Linked DNA regions of Homo sapiens: region 1 is linked to region 2. Evidence: read pairs that join two places in POLR2A ChIA-PET (ENCODE). Cell type or tissue: OCI-LY7. All regions are shown on one strand. Region 1 overlaps KMT5A (lysine methyltransferase 5A). Region 2 has its middle 5.8 kb from the start of TCTN2.

Region 1 (2,500 bases), 260 kb before region 2:
CCGCAGCAAGGCTTCCATTGAAGCCCACCCGTGGCTGAAGCATTAACCGGTGGGCCCCGTGCCCTCCCCGCCCCACTTTCCCTTCTTCAAAGGACAAAGTGCCCTCAAAGGGAATTGAATTTTTTTTTTACACACTTAATCTTAGCGGATTACTTCAGATGTTTTTAAAAAGTATATTAAGATGCCTTTTCACTGTAGTATTTAAATATCTGTTACAGGTTTCCAAGGTGGACTTGAACAGATGGCCTTATATTACCAAAACTTTTATATTCTAGTTGTTTTTGTACTTTTTTTGCATACAAGCCGAACGTTTGTGCTTCCCGTGCATGCAGTCAAAGACTCAGCACAGGTTTTAGAGGAAATAGTCAAACATGAACTAGGAAGCCAGGTGAGTCTCCTTTCTCCAGTGGAAGAGCCGGGACCTTCCCCCTGCACCCCCGACATCCAGGGACGGGGTGTGAGGAAGACGCTGCCTCCCAATGGCCTGGACGGGATGTTTCCAAGCTCTTGTTCCCCTAACGTCTCAACAGGCGCTCACTGAAGTGTATGAATATTTTTTAAAAAGGTTTTTGCAGTAAGCTAGTCTTCCCCTCTGCTTTCTCGAAAGCTTACTGAGCCCCGGGCCCCAAGCACGGGCCGGGCATAGATTTCCTCTTCCACAAGCTGCCGCTTTTCTGGGCACCTTGAAGCATCAGGGCGTGAAATCAAACTAGATGTGGGCAGGGAGAGGGTTGCTTACCTGCCCTGCTGGGGCAGGGTTTCCTGAAACTGGGTTAATTCTTTATAGAAATGTGAACACTGAATTTATTTTAAAAAATAATAATAAAAATTTAAAAAAATTAAAAATAAAAAAAACCACAGAAAACAACTTTACATGTATATAGGTCTTGAAGTGAGTGAAGTGGCTGCTTTTTTTTTTTTTTTTTTTTGCTTTTTTTTGCTTTTTGTAGAAGAGATTGAGAATGGTACTCTAATCAAAAATAAAGTTTTGTAGTGGGACCAGAAATTACTTACCTGACATCCACCCCCATTCCCCCTCATCCTGCTGGGGTTGAAAGTTCCAGACCTGCTGTCGAGGCCTTGTGTTTGTCAGACACCCAGTGTCCTCCTGCAAGGACGCAACTGTGAGCTGAGGTGTGAGCCTAGGAGCCCAGGACCCCTGACCCCGGCCGCTGCTGCCAGCCTCAGAAAGGCACCCAGGTGTGCAGGGGAGCACACAGGGCCCGGCAGCCCCCAGGAATCAAGGATAGGGCTAAGGTTTTCACCTTAACTGTGAAGGCAGGAGGAATAGGTGACTGCTTCCTCCCGCCCTTCACAGAACTGATTCTCACACACTGTCCCTTCAGTCCAGGGGGCCGGGGCTCAGGAGCCATGACCTGGTGTCTCCTGCCCACCCTGGTCCCAGGTAAATGTGAATGGAGACAGGTATGAGAGGCTGTCCTCGTCTTTGATTCCCCCCCAACCCCACCTCGGGCCTCACGACGGTGCTACCTAAGAAAGTCTTCCCTCCCACCCCCCGCTAGCCTGGTCAGTGGTCAGCAAATTGGAAGAGGATCCGATGGGAGTGTAAATGTGAGACACAATGTCTTGATTATACCTGTTTGTGGTTTAGCTTTGTATTTAAACAAGGAAATAAACTTGAAAATTATTTGTCATCATAAAAATGAAACAAATTAAAATATTTATTGCCAGGCAAGGCCACGTGTGTGTCTTTCTGTTTTTACAATTTGACTGTGTCACACCAGCATGTCTAAGCTTTGGTAAGCATCCTCCTGGGGAACCAGAAAAGCTTACTGACGTGATTTTGAGCGTGTTTCCCAGAACTCTGAGCTCTTTCGTTTCCTCATCTGTATACTGGGGACCATAGGGTATGTGAAGATTAAAAGTTAATGCTTTTTTTTTTTTTTTTGAGACAGTCTCTGTTACCTAGGCTGGAGTTCAGTGGGGCAGTCTCAGCTCACTGCAACCTCCAACCTCCACCTCCTTGGTTCAAGCAATTCTCGTACCTTGGCTACCTGAATAGCTGGGATTACAGGCATGCACCACCACACCTGGCCTTTTTTTTTTTTTTTTTTTTTTTTTTTTTTGAGATGGAATTTCACTCTGTTGCCCAGGTGGGAGTGCAGTGGCATGATCTGGGCTCACTGCAACCTCTACCTCCCAGGTTCAAGCAATTCTGCCTCAGCCTCCCAAGTAGCTGGGATTACAGGCGCCAGCCACCACACCCAGCTAATTTTTTTGTATTTTTAGTAGAGACGGTCTTTCACCATGTTGACCAGGCTGGTTTCGAACTCCTGACCTCAAGTGATCTGCCCGCCTTGGCCTCCCAAACTGCTAGGATTACAGGCGTGAGCCACTGCACCCGGCCACAGTAGAGACAGGGTTTCACCGTGTTGGCCAGGCTGGTCTCAAACTCCTGACCTTAATGATCCACCCGCCTCGGCCTCCCAAAATGCTGGGATTATAGGCATGAGCCACCACGCCCAGCTTAAAAGTTAAT
Region 2 (2,500 bases):
CTCCTGCCTCAGCCTCCTGCGTATCTGAGATTATAGGTATGCGCCACCATGCCCGGCTAATTTTTTTGTATTATTAGTAGAGACGGGGTTTCACCATGTTGGCCATGCTGGTCTCGAACTCCTGACCTCAAGTGATCCACCCACCTTGGCCTCCCAAAGTGCTGGGATTACAGGTGTGAGCCACCATGCCCGGCCTGAATGATCTTTTTAATGTGTTGTTGAAGTTGGTTTGCTGGTGTTTTGTTGAGGATTTTGCATCAATGTTCATCGGAGATATTGGTCTGTAGTTCTTTTGTTGTTGTTGTTGTTTTTTTTTTGAGACAGAGTCTTACTCTGTTACCCAGGCTGGAGTACAGTGGCACGATCTCCACTCACTGTAACCTCTGCCTCCCAGATTTAAGTGATCCTCCCGCCTCAGCCTCCCAAGTAGCTGGGAGTACAAGCATGCGCCACCACACTCGGCTAATTTTTGTATTTTTAGTAGAGACGGGGTTTTGCCATGTTGGCCAGGCTGGTCCCGAACTCCTGACCTCAAGTGTCCACTACCTCAGCCTCCCAAAGTGTCAGGATTACAGGCGTGAGCCACTGCGCCCTGCTGGTTTTCCAATTTATTGGCATATAGTTGCTCATAGTAGTCTCTAATGATCCTTTGAATTTCTGTGATATCAGTTGTAATGTCTTCTTCATCTCTGATTTTACTTATTTGGGTCTTTTTTTTCTTAGTCTGGCTAAAGGTTTGTCAATTTTCTTCTTTTCAAAAAACCAGCTTTTCATTTTGTTGATCTTCTGAATTTTTTAACTTGTAGTTTCATTTATTTCTGCTCTTGCTCTTTATTATTTCTTTTCTTTTCTTTTTTGTGACGGAGTCTTGGCGCTGTCCCCCAGGCTGGAGTGGAGTGGCACAATCTCGGCTCACTGCAACCTCTGCCTCCTGGGTTCAAGCGATTCTCCTGCCTCAGCCTCCCAAGTAGCTGGAACTACAGGCATGTGCCACCATGTCTGGCTAATTTTTGTATTTTTAGTAGAGATGGGGTTTCACCATGTTGGCCAGGCTGGTTATGAACTCCTGACCTCAGGTGATCCACCTGCCTTGGTCTCCCAAAGTGCTGGGATTATAGACGTGAGCCACCATATTATTTCTTTTCTAATATTAACTTTGGATTTGGTTTACTCTTTTCTAGTTCTTTAAGAAGCATCATTAGGTTGTTTATTTGAAGTTTTTCTACTTTTTTGATAAAGGTACTTACTGCTATAAGGTCTCCTCTTAGTACTGCTTTTGCTGTATTCCATAGGTTTTGGTATGTTTTTCCATTTTCGTGTGTTTCAAGGAGTTTTTAAATTTTCCCTCTTAATGGCCGGGCGCAGTGGCTCGTGCCTATAATCCCAGCACTTCGGGAGGTCGAGGTGGGCGGATCACAAGGTCAAGAAAATGAGACCATCCTGGCCAACATGGTGAAACCCCATCTCTAGTAAAAATACAAAAAATTAGCTGGGCGTGGTAGCGGGTACCTGTAGTCCCAGCTACTCAGGAGGCTGAGGCAGGAGAATTGCTTGAACCCGGGAGGCGGAGGTTGCAGTGAGCTGAGATCGTGTCACTGCACTCCAGCCTGGTGACAGAGCAAGACTCTGTCTCAAAAAAAAAAAAAAAAAAAATCCAACTCTTAATTTCTTCATTGACCTACTGATCATTCAGCAGCATGCTGTTTAATTTCCTTGTGTTTGTATACTTTCCAAAGTTCCTCTTGTTATTGATTTCTGATTTTATTCCATTGTGATCAGAGAAGATGCTTGATCTGGGGCTGGGCATGGTGGCTCATGCCTGTAATCCCTGCACTTTGGGAAACCGGGTGGGTGGATCACCTGAGGTCAGGAGTTCAAGACCAGCCTGCCCAACATGGTGAAACCCTGTCTCTACTAAAAATATAAAGATTAGCTGGGCGTGGTGGTGCACACCTGTAATCCTAGCTACTCAGGAGGCTGAGGCAGGAGAGTCGCTTGAACCTGGGAGGCGGAGGTTGCAGTGAGCCAAGACCGTGCCATTGGACTCCAGCCTGGGGGACAAGAGTGAGACTCCATCTCAAGAAAAAAAAAAAAGAGAGAGATGCTTGTTCTTATTATTATTTTTTTTTTGTAAAGACTTGTGACCTAACATATGATCTATTCTTGACGATGATTCATGTGCTTAGAAGAATGTATTCTATAGCCATTAGATGAAATGTTCCATAAATATCTATTAGGTCCATTTGGTCTATAGTGCAAATTAGGTCTGATGTTTCCTTGTTGATTTTCTGTCTGGATAATCTGTCCAATGCTGAAAGTGGGAGGTTGAAGTCTCCAACTGTTATTGTACTGGGGTCTATCTCTTTCTTTAGCCCTAATAATATTTGCTTTATATATCTGAATGCTTCAGTATTGGCTGCATATATGTTTACAATAGTTATATTCTCTTGCTGAGCCTCTTATTATATAATGACCTTCTTTACCACTTTTTTTTTTTTTT

Evidence for each region. ChIA-PET counts read pairs that join two places held together with the same protein. Peaks named below come from ENCODE experiments on the same cell type or tissue, not always from the same donor. Only the 100,000 strongest peaks of a DNase experiment are listed, where the experiment ranks them.
Region 1: POLR2A ChIA-PET joins it to region 2 with 7 read pairs; 2 of 35 experiments call an interaction of 5 or more read pairs at or near these places.

The regions. Positions count from the first base shown.
Region 1 is chr12:123,407,658-123,410,157 of GRCh38, forward strand. It overlaps KMT5A (lysine methyltransferase 5A), which reads left to right. Exons shown (of 8, transcript NM_020382.7): 8 at 1-1,696. The coding sequence ends at 46. It also overlaps a transcript of RILPL2 not described here. Among named protein-coding and RNA genes, the nearest start is that of KMT5A, 25 kb to the left of the region's middle. In OCI-LY7, no CTCF peak of the experiment used is centred here; no DNase peak of the experiment used is centred here; H3K27ac peaks cover 250 bases.
Region 2 is chr12:123,664,036-123,666,535 of GRCh38, forward strand. No RefSeq gene overlaps it. Among named protein-coding and RNA genes, the nearest start is that of TCTN2, 5.8 kb to the right of the region's middle. In OCI-LY7, no CTCF peak of the experiment used is centred here; no DNase peak of the experiment used is centred here.